Linked DNA regions of Homo sapiens: region 2 is linked to region 1. Evidence: chromatin contacts called from ENCODE Hi-C or POLR2A ChIA-PET data. All regions are on one chromosome and are shown on one strand. Each heading gives the region's core, a stretch centred on a gene start or an enhancer-like site at or near the end of the contact. The rest is flanking DNA. Distances are from core to core; before and after follow the strand shown. Region 1 overlaps BCAS3 (BCAS3 microtubule associated cell migration factor). Region 2 overlaps BCAS3 (BCAS3 microtubule associated cell migration factor).

Region 1 (5,403 bases), core at 1,467-3,966:
TTCAAGTTAGCACTAGTTTTGGCCGGGTGGGGTGGCTGACACCTGTAATCCCAGCACTTTGGGAGGCTGAGGTGGGTGGATCACGAGGTCAGGAGATCGAGACCATCCTGGCTAACACGGTGAAACCCCGTCTCTACTAAAAAAATACAAAAAATTAGCTGGGTGTGGTGGCACACTCCTGCAGTCCCAGCTACTCAGGAGGCTGAGGCAGGAGAATCGCTTGAACCCAGGAGGCGGAGGTTGCAGTGAGCTGAGATCGTGCCACTGCACTCCAGCCTGAGTGACAGAGCAAGACTCCATCTCAAATAAATAAATAAACAAATAAAAATAAAGTTAGCACTAGTTTTAAAGTATCCTCCATTTTTTGTGATAGTGAAAATCTAGGTTCCTGAAAAGAATAGATTATTTCCCCAGCTGGATGATTTCCAGTCCTTACAATGGTTTGGAAGCATTTGGTAGGCATATAATGGCCCCACAATCGTTTTGGCTTAGTTTGGCTTGCCCCAGTAATGTAAATTATAGGAAATCTTTCTTGAACAAGATAAACAGGAACTAAGAGCAGAAATGCTTTCCCCCACCCACCTCCCCTCATGGTTATTTGGAGCTATTAAAGGAGTGGGCAAATAAATGAAGGGCATATTCCCAGGACCTAGACACTCCAAAAGTCTGCATTTTTATCCTGTTAGGTTTTCCAGACCTGATATCATTAGGCAGCTTCCTCTGACTAGTTGATTTTCTTGAGAAACATTATTCTTGATCCCGTAACATCCCACACTGCTTTGCTTCTACTCCTCTAAGCCTTTTTTCCCCTCCCTTATTAAAAGTAATTTTTTACAGAAATTCCTAGCGCCAAGCACAAAATAAACTAGAAAAGCGTCGGACTTCTCTGTAACAACAGTCTTGGTGGCTGACTTTGTTGCTCCTGTGAGAGGCCTTCATGCTTTTGAATGAGTTCTGTTACAACAGATCACTGATAATTTAGTGGACTGGTTACCACCAGAATCCTTGGGATTATCTGACCTTCTCCAAGTAGCTCTCCATTTCAGTATTGCTATGTTTACCATCTGGTTATTGTATCACAATCTCAATCCAGCCAGAACAAGAAGAACTGAGATGGTTAAAGGAAAGACTCCTAAATGTTGGGTCATGAGAGATTAAATTGGGCATCTTACAACTTGTTCCTCCTGGAGCTGACTACACTGACTTTCTCAGTCTGAAGTCCCCTCTCTACTGCCGCATTCCAAGGCTGCTGTGAGCCCATTATCACAGTGAGTAGTAGCATCCAAAGGTTAGGTAATGCCCCTTTTCCTAGCCGAAAGACTGAAGACCGAATTCTCCTAAGATTGTTGGGCTTACCTTAAATTCTTCTATTAAAATGGAAAATGCCCAAACCCCAGTCTGTCTGTCCTTAGAGCCAGGAAAAAGGACTCTGAGACGTACATGCTGTTGGCATCAGTTAAATTTCATGTTCCTAGAGGTCCTACAATCCTGTATGTAAAGCTACAGTGAGTAATTGCAACTGCATTATAATTATTTTGGTAATGACTCCCTTCCTCTCACCAAGAGGCACAGGGATGGATCTGCACAGTTGCCTGCTATGAACATTGTGGTTCAAGTAGCTGATATTTGTTGTTTAGGCAAGCAAGACATCCAGCTGATGGGCTGAACATCTCCATTCCATCCTGCTGTTTAGTTTTGTGATTAAATAGCCACTTACTCATTTCCTGTATTGTCACATAACTTTTCAGTTCTCAGTTTGCTATGAGGACAGAGACTTAGCTAGGGTTACTGCAGGTCCACATTTGCCTAGGTCCCAGCTTTACTTGTACCAGTTTAATTATCATTGCCGCTTATGTCACCCAAAAGTGTACCAGTTTGGATGATAGTCACCTTATTTATCACCCTACATTAAACATAGGAGAACCAAAAGAAAGAGCTACTAAATGGAATGATACCAGAATCTGTGCTTCTAAAGTAATTAGAATTAGCCTGTATGTCCCATTGTTTTCAACACAAGTAGTGTCACTTGAATCCAAAAAAGTGATCTCCCTCCTCATTTTCTGTTTGCTGATAAAGGATGGCTCTCTAGAATTAGGATTCTGCGCTCCGTAACTAATATTTTTATAGGAAATATGAAATGAAGTAAAGTCCAAAAGCAAACAGGTCTGTAGCCTTTTTGAGAAGTGTTCACTCTTCTTATGGGGGACGAAGGTGAGTAGATGATGGTAAAGTAGGTTGTCCTCTAAACATACAATCTCTGAGAAAGATCCTTGTCCAGAAATCCTGTGTCTCAGTGGTACCCAGCGATACCCTGGAGAGGAACATTCCAGTGATTCCTTTCTGGGCATATTTCCTAGGGAGTTTTGGGAGTCATGCAGTGATCAGGTTCAGGACTTTTGGGTCAGACTTAACATGAGTCTTCCTTTCTCACAGGTGGCCCATTGACTTGGTCTCTGTGTGCCCATATTACTGGTGCTGCCAGCTCAGGGAGTTTATGAAATTTTGATGTAGAAATTAGATTGTTGCTTATCTTGTACCTTCTTGCTCATAGTATTGACAGTACCACTGAATTGCTTGAGGCAGATAGCATCTCAGCGATCACTGTGCTATTTCAGCTTTCTGCTGCTGACAACATCAGAAGTGTTTTAACAGGGTTTTAATGGGCAGCCTCTGTAGCTCCTTGGAGGGTTGCAAATAGCTGCCGTGAGAAACCCTCTCTGCTGCTCTGGGCTGACATGCCCTCTTTTCTCATCCAGCTGCTGCTTGTTTAGATGGCCGCCTTCCTGGTGACAAGCACTTCTTATTTGGGCTGAGCAGTACTAGGACTTGAATTCCAGAGATGAGATTGTGTAACATAAAAAAGGAAAGGTCTTTTAAGGACGTTTTTTTCCCATCCTGTTTGGGGTAGGAAAAACAAGGCAGGTTATGGGGGGAGAGGAGTAGGGCAAGAAAGAGGGTCTAACCAGAAATAAGTTTGCCATTCCCACAACCTTTCAGAGGAAAATTCTGGTGTGCCGTTAAAACTAAAGTTTTCGGCCGGGCGCGGTGGCTCACGCCTGTAATCCCAGCACTTTGGGAGGTTGAGGTGGGCAGATCACACGGTCAGGAGTTTGAGACCAGCCTGGCCAATACAGTGAAATCACGTCTCTACTAATAATACAAAAATTAGCCAGGCGTGGTGGCAGGCGCCTCTAATCCCAGCTACTCAGGAGGCTGAGGCAGGAGAGTCGCTTGAATCTGGGAGGCAGAGGTTGCAGTGAGCCAAGATTGTGCCACTGCACTTCAGCCTGGGCAACAGAGTGAGACTCCATCTCAAAAAACAAACAAAAAACAAAAAAACTGAAGTTTTCTCATTTGATGGAGTCACAATAATCTATTTGGAGAATATCAGGCCCACAGCTTCTATTTTCTATTTAATAGCTTGCCCACATTTTAGAGTTTACAGTTAATTAATGCTACTTTGTCAACTTGGTTCCATTATTTGATCTTCAGATTCAACAAAGTAGCCGAATTCTCAACTAATGACTTAAAACTTCAAATTTTAGGATTAAACAGAATGGATATCCACTCCACCTGGAATTCTCTTTGCTAAAACAATGAGGTAGTTCAGTGAGGTAATACAATGACACTACATTGATTTCCCCCCTGTGGCGCCAAAGACAGTTCTTGATCTCTACACCCAGTGACAACAGGGTACTCAAAAGGGAACTAGTGGTAAGAATGGAAGAAAAAAAAAGTGGCCAAATTAACAAGGTTGTTGGTGTGATACAAGAACTTGGTCTAATCAGGAGGAGCCTCTGAGGAAAAGATGTCTGTGTTCCACCTAGAAAGTGTAGTTCGGCTGGGCGCGGTGGCTCACGCCTGTAATCCCAGCACTTTGGGAGGCCGAGGTGGGTGGATCACGAGGTCAGGAGATCGAGACCATCCTGGCCAACACGGTGAAACCCCATCTCTACTAAAAATACAAAAAATTAGCTGGGCATGGTGGCGGGCGCCTGTAGTCCCAGCTATTTGGGAGGCTGAGGCAGAAGAATGGCATGAACCCGGGAGGCAGAGCTCGCAGTGAGCCGAGATCGCACCACTGCACTCCAGCCTGGTGACAGAGTGAGACTCCGTCTCAAAAACAAAAAGAAAGTGTGGTTCATAGTAGAATCCCAGTGTTACAAAGTGTCGGTGCAGATATCAGCTGCTATAATTGTTTCTCTACATCACTTTCCCTTTCAGGGACATGGAAACAGTAGTTTGCCTGGCTCATTCTAAAGAAGATCTCAGAATACTTCCTTCTAATGTTAGAGAGAAAGAGACTTCCTTTACTTCAAGCCCTACCTACTTACAATTGGTTTTTATCATTATCACCATCCACAGTGTTGCAGGCTGCCTGAAAAAAATCTCCTATCAGACACTTAAGGCCATTTCACAGCTTCCTCTTCCCAAACCACATTGATAGCACTGGGTTATCATCTGTCCTTTAGAGATTTAAGATTCTTAACTTCTTGTCACCAGCAGAGGCATGACTTTAGCTATTAAGGGATAAATCTGATTATCACGATTGGAAGAAAAAGCCAGTACACCTCTGGGACACATTATGGCATGGATCCTTGGGAAGGCCCAAGTCTGTTTCCCCTTCACTTTCTTAGAGCTGGGCTTCTCTCCTAAAGCTGCTGTTGCTGTGTGCTCTTGGGACTGTTACCCCAACCAAGATCCTAAAAAAAGGCTTAGATGTGCCTGTGGTTGGGGTGCTCTGCAAGGCACCAAAAAAAGAAACCTGCAGAAGGCTACATACCATGAAGGAAAAAACCACAAGAATGTGGGCTACAGGAGAGTATGATGTGAAAAGCATAAACCCTAGCGTTACCCGGAATGCTAACCACCTCACTAACTAGGAAATGGGTTTGCCTGCCTCTGCCACAGTTTCCTCATTTGTAAAATGAAAATTACATTGAGAATTCTAACTTACGTCATAAGTTTGTTGGGGATTAAATAAGATAATGCAGTATGGCACAGTACCTGGCACACGGTGACGTGCTTAACAGGGGCTGATATTACTATTACTATTAAGAATACATACCTGCTGCTCACTAAGTGTACATATGATCCCTCTGTGTGTTCAAAGTGCATAATTTTAGGGAATTTGTTAACAGTCATGCCGACATAGATACAAATATAGAGAACATATAGTGGCAGAATAAATAAGCCAAGATATGAAATAATAGTGGGGAACTGTAAAGAAATGATAAAAATAAGGACTCAGCTTAAACCTTTGAAAGAAAGGGCCTCCATAGGCTTGTCAAACCATAGACTTCAATTTTGAAAACCTCTGTTCTCTTTTACAGTCGAAAAGCAAGAAACTTCGGCTTGACTAATGAGTATGGTCTTGGTGTGGTCCTTCCTTTCTGGAGGCCT
Region 2 (5,586 bases), core at 748-3,247, 140 kb after region 1:
TATTGCCCAAGCTGGGAACACCATTTTTAAAGCCCACATAGTTAGGAGACTACCAAAATAACAAAGCTAAAAATGGGTCAGGTATCAAACGGGTCAACTCCAGTACCGGCAGGCACATCCGGGACCCTCCCCTTCAGGGCAGGTGGACTCCTCCTTTCCTTTCCCCGCAGCTACTGTCCCAGGGCCTTAGAGGAACAAATAGCCCCTGGCTCCAGATCAGAGCCAGTGTGCCCACCCATCCCTCCCTGCTCTTTGAAATTCCCAAGGCCAGCAGGGGGCCCAGGCCTGCAAAGCTGGGCCTCCAGACACCTCCGCCAGCTGGGGAGGCAGAGAGTTCGCACTCTGAGGAAACGCAGATCCTCAGAGGAGAGTAAAAGGTCAGAAATAATCCAAGAGGACAAGCCACTCGTGTCTGTGTGTATATTGGGTTTCACATCTGAAATCCAGTCATGATAAATCTGGTTTTTGAAACATCTTCTTTGACTAATAAAAACAGAAGACTTCTTGGCCCCAGGTTTCAGACTTCAAAGTTCTCAGTTGAGAGCCTCGTGTTTGACTTATTTGTGGAGCACAGAAATCACAGGATTTAGCTGGGTTGCTCCCTCCACCCCCTACCACCCAACTGCAAGAACACTTAAAAATTCTGGAATGGAAAGACTGAGCTGAAAACCCCCTCGCTGGCACTCCAGCCATATTTTCAAAAAAAAAAATTCAGCATGGTAGTTTTAGTGGAGAAATGACAGGCTTTGGAGCCAAATGAACCTAGGATCCTAATCCTGACTGTACCCTTGACCTTGTCATCTTAAGCAACAATCTTACTTCTCTCTGCCACAGTTCCTTGAACTGTACAAATTGGAACAATAACATCCACCTCATAAGTTATTGGGATGATTTCAGTGCAATAGTGTGTATAAAGTAGCTATGCCTGATGCAAAGTGGACACCCGACAAATGTTAGTTATCTTACCTTTCCTGATACCTGACCACAGACTAATTATTTGGAATGAGGACTGTCCTAGAAAACCCAGTTTGTATGCTTGCTGTCTTGAGAGATTCAGTTCCTTGTTTTTCCATTGAAGGAATTGCTAGGTTTCCGAGGATAGTTTGTCTTGCAGTGTATTCTGAGCCCTGCCATAGGAATCCTATCACAGCTCTATGTGTATGTTTTCTATCCACCTGAAGAAGCAGGCCAGAGCAGCCTACAGGAAACATTTTCTTTTTCTTTTCTCTTTTTTGAGACTGAGTCTTACTCTGTGGCCCAGGCTGGAGTACAATGGCGCAATCTCGGCCCACTGCAACCTCCGCCTCCCGGGTTCAAGTGATTCTCCTGCCTCAGCCTCCCGAGTAGCTGGGATTACAGGCGCCTGCCATCATGCCCGGCTGATTTTTGTATTTTTGTAGAGACGGGGTTTCACCGTGTTGGCCAGGCTGGTCTCGAACTCCTGACCTCAGGTGATCCACACGCCTCGGCCTCCCAAAGTGCTGGGATTACAGGCGTGAGCCACCGCACCTGGCCAGGAAACATTGTCATTGCAGCCCAGCTACAAAATGATTCTTCTCTTCCTCCTTGGAGGGGGAGAAATCATGAGTGTGCCAAGTTTAAAACAGAAGAGTAAAGGGTCTCTGGCGTCCAGTCTGGGAATGCCAGCTTCAGCCTGACTTGGAAAGCTCTCTTGTTCCCTGAAGCACCTCCATGTTTGTTCTGAATGTGGAGCCAGTCGAGATTCTCCTTACTGGGACCTACACTGATGACTGATCTCTTGGGCTCACAGCCCTGCTCAATGACCTCATGATGTGTGAGGGCCTCAGCCATTTCTTGACAGTCATGAAAAGGTGTCTCCTAGGAAGCCGGGCCTGTTTATCCAGAGGTTAGTTGTAGGCAGGGGAGACAAAGAGGACAGGTAAAGGGACTTGATTTTAAAATCAACTCCTTCCAGAGTTGTTCTTCTAGCCCTTTCTGATCTGATGTATGAAATTTGTACAGAGGTGGAATCGTTTCTGCCATTTTTCACACACAAGTTGGTGCACATTCCTAATATGAATTAAAAATAAATATGCCATGTGTACACAGGGATGAGTCAACATTGCATGCAGCCAGCCATGGCCACTGGGAGAAGAGTCAGACATGGGCCATGGAGCTGCAGGCTCACCTGCCCCCGGCTGAGTCAGGACCGAGCACAGGACTTGACAGAGGAGGCATCGCAGCAAGGTCAGGTGCCTCCCGTGCTTCTTATGGGCCCACCTGGTCCCAGCATGAGTGCTTCTCCCAGGAGGCATTTTTTTGTCTCTCGACTTTTTCTTTCTTTCTTTTTTTTTTTTCTTAAAAAACTGATTACAGAAACTGTAGGCCAAGTGCAGTGGCTCATGCCTGTAATCCCAGCACTTCAGGAGGCCAAGGCAGGAGCATCACTGGAAGCCAACAGTTTGAGATCCAGCCTGGGCAACGAACAAGACTCCATATCTACAAAAAATAAATAAATAAATAAATAAATTAATTAATTAAATAAATAAATAAATAAAATAACAGGTGCCTATGGTTTCAGCTACTTGGGAGAGGAGGGAGGATTGCTTCAGCCCAAGAGTTCAAGGCTGCAGTAAGCTATGATTGCACCACTGCACTCCAGCCTGGGCGACAGAGTGAGATCCTCTCTCTAAAAAAAAAAAATTTTTATTTTTTTTTTTTTTGAAACAGAGTCTTGCTTTGTCGCCCAGGCTGGAGTGCAGTGGCGCGATCTCGGCTCACTGCAGCCTCTGCCTCCTGGGTTCAAGCAGTTCTCTGCCTCAGCCTCCTGAGTAGCTGGGGTTATAGGCGCCTGCCACCACACCCGGCTAATGTTTGTATTTTGAGTAGAGACGGGGCTTCACCATCTTAGCCAGGCTGGTCTTGAACTCCTGACCTCATTATCTACCCACCTCAGCCTCCCAAAGTACTGGGATTACAGGCATGAGCCACCATGCCCGGCCAAAAATTTTTTTAAAATAATAAATAATAATAAAAAATATAAAATACAAAAAAATAATTAGGAAACAGCTGGGCACAGTGGCTCAAGCCTGTAATCCCAGAACTTTGGGAGGCCGAGACGGGTGGATCACTTGAGGTCAAGAGTTCCAGACCCGCCTGGCCAACATGTTGAAACCTCATTCTACTAAAAATACAAAAATTAGCTGGGCATGGTGGCACATGCCTGTAATCCCAGCTCCTTGGGATGCTAAGGCACAAGAATCACTTGAGCCCGGGGGGCAGAGGTTACAGTGAGCTGAAAGCATGCCACTGCCCTACAGCCTGGGCAACAGAGTGAGACTCCATCTCAAAAAAAAAAAAAAATTGTGGGAAACATATAGAAAAATATAAAGTAACAGAAGAGTCCCCTATAGCCTGACTACCCAGAGACAGCGTGGTTAACATTTTGTCGTGAATCATTTAGAATGTTTTTCCATGTTTCTTTTGCATTGTTCAATAATAATAACTGTATACTTTTGTCTTTTTAAATTTAACATTGTATCTTAAAGAATTCTAATTATAAACATCATGTTTATGACTACCTAACATTCTACTGCAAGAATGAAGTATAACTTTCTTAACAAATACCATATTGTAGGGCTGTGTTAAAATGGCAATGAGCGTATTTATGCATGACGGTTGTTGCTTCCTAGGTTATTTATTTTGGCTAGATTTCTGGAAGTGGCATCCCTGCCTAGGTCAGTAGTTGGGCACGTTTTTAATTTTTTTTTTTTTTTTTTTGAGACAGTGTCTCCCTCCATCACCCAGGCTGGAGTGCAGTGCCACGATCTTGGCAGACTGCAACTTCCACCTCCTGGGTTCAAGTGATTCTCCTGCCTCAGCCTCCTGAGTAGCTGGGATTACAGGCATGCACCACCATGCCTGGCTAATTTTTGTATTTTTAGTAGAGTTTTCCCATGTTGGCCAGGCTGGTTTTGAACTTCCGGCCTCAGGTGATCCGCCTGCCTCAGCCTCCCAAAGTGCTGGGATTACAGGTGTGAGCCACCGCGTCTGGCCTTGATTCTTAATGCATATTGCCAAATTGCCCGTCAGATAGCTTATACTAGTAATATTCCTGCCCGAAACAGTCAATCTCATTCCGTTCTTACGCGTGTTGAGTATAACTCTGCTTGTTTATCGAAGAATTTAGGGAGCTAAAAAGTTCTATCCCCACCCTCAGATGTGGGGAGATCAGAGCTAAGAGGTTGCTTCTCCTACTCTCCTGTGCCCCCTGCAGGCATCCTCAGAGAAAGTGGGGTGCACATACTCACCATACGCTTTCACTCCCCACCAAAGGCCCTTGCTATGTAATTGACGCATAACCAGTCAGCCTTACCGGTGGCATTGCCCAGGCTCCAGTATTTCTCCTCTGGCTGCTTGCCTCTGGCCCAGTGTTCCCTCAGTCACTCTCTTAGCCTTTCATAGAATCCCACTGCCCCAAAGAAGAGCTGCTTACAGAGCCCTGGGGTAATCCTCTAATTTTGAATGGGCCTGTGTAGCTTACAAAGCACTTGTCAAAAGACAAAATTATAACAAACTTCATTATAGATCTAATTGGCTTTTATTTGTGATTCATGAATCTGGGCAGCCTCCATTCTACAAAATAGAATGAGAGCTCCCACTGGGCAGTGGTAGAACAGCGGGTTTTTTAAGGTGAGATCAAGGAAACAATAGAAAAAAAAAAAAGCTCATTGGTTAACATCAGGTTACTTCAAGGTTTTGTTTTTTTTTTTTGAGACGGACTCTCTCTTTGTTGCCCAGGCTGGAGTGCGGTGCCGCGGATCTCACTGCAATCTCTGCCCACCAAATTCAAGTGATTTTCCTGCTTCAGCCTCCTGAGTAGCTGGAATTACAGGCATGCACCACCATGCCCAGCTAATTTTTGTATTTTTAATAGCGACAGGGTTTTGCCATGTTGGCCAGGCTGGTCTCAGACTCCTGACTTCAGGTGATCCGCCCACCTTGGCCTCCCGAAGTGCTGGGATTAAAGGCGTGAGCCACTGCGCCTGGCCAGGTTCTTTTTTTGTAAAGGATTAAAGGCTACCCTGACTCAGTTAGACTGAAATCTCCCATTTTCAGGAATAGCTGGTCTGTTTTGGGATCTATCTGCTTCCTTAAAGTTTCAGTTTGATTGTGTGGCATTTAGCATGGGTGATTCCATTTCATTTTGGTCTGGTGTGTGGGGCCTAGTGCAGGAGCTCAGTTCAAAACAGTGGCCTCCCATAACTTTTCTTTTTTTTTTTTTTGAGACAGAGTCTCACTCTGTCGCCCAGACTGGAGTGCAGTGGCGCAGCCTCGGCTCACTGCAACCTCCATCTCCTGGGTTCAAGAAATCTCCTGTCAGCCTCCCAAGTAGCTGGGACTACAGATGCACGCCACCACACCCGGATAATTTTTATATTTTTTAGTAGAGATGGGGTTTCACCATATTGGTCAGGCTGGTCTCAAACTACTGACCTCAGGTGATCCACCTGCCTTGGCCTCCCAAAGTGTTGGAATTACAGGTGTGAGCCACTATGCCCAACCAACTTTTGTTTAATACAGTCTTTCATAATACTATCTGGTCTGATGCTCACAACAGCTCTG

The links. A loop is a pair of places that touch in the nucleus more often than their neighbours do. ChIA-PET counts read pairs that join two places held with the same protein, here RNA polymerase II (POLR2A). Pooled maps may share reads with other maps.
Region 2: a loop to region 1 is called in a pooled map, with 2.1 times the contacts of the local background. The contact joins two enhancer-like sites. A Hi-C loop is called at or near these places in 2 of 50 pooled maps. POLR2A ChIA-PET finds 5 or more read pairs at or near these places in 6 of 52 experiments (A549, BJ, IMR-90 and 3 more).

What each region holds. Positions count from the first base shown.
Region 1 is chr17:61,216,980-61,222,382 of GRCh38, forward strand. All of the region lies in intron 22 of BCAS3 (BCAS3 microtubule associated cell migration factor), which reads left to right. Among named protein-coding and RNA genes, the nearest start is that of BCAS3-AS1, 84 kb to the left of the region's middle. Within about 2 kb of position 2,717, at least 5 of the 41 ENCODE cell types and tissues checked have a DNase peak (open chromatin) inside an H3K27ac peak, as active enhancers do; they include IMR-90 and Panc1, where a contact is called at or near this core.
Region 2 is chr17:61,354,779-61,360,364 of GRCh38, forward strand. All of the region lies in intron 22 of BCAS3 (BCAS3 microtubule associated cell migration factor), which reads left to right. Among named protein-coding and RNA genes, the nearest start is that of TBX2-AS1, 42 kb to the right of the region's middle. RefSeq lists an enhancer at 1,930-2,224. Within about 2 kb of position 1,998, at least 4 of the 41 ENCODE cell types and tissues checked have a DNase peak (open chromatin) inside an H3K27ac peak, as active enhancers do; they include IMR-90 and Panc1, where a contact is called at or near this core.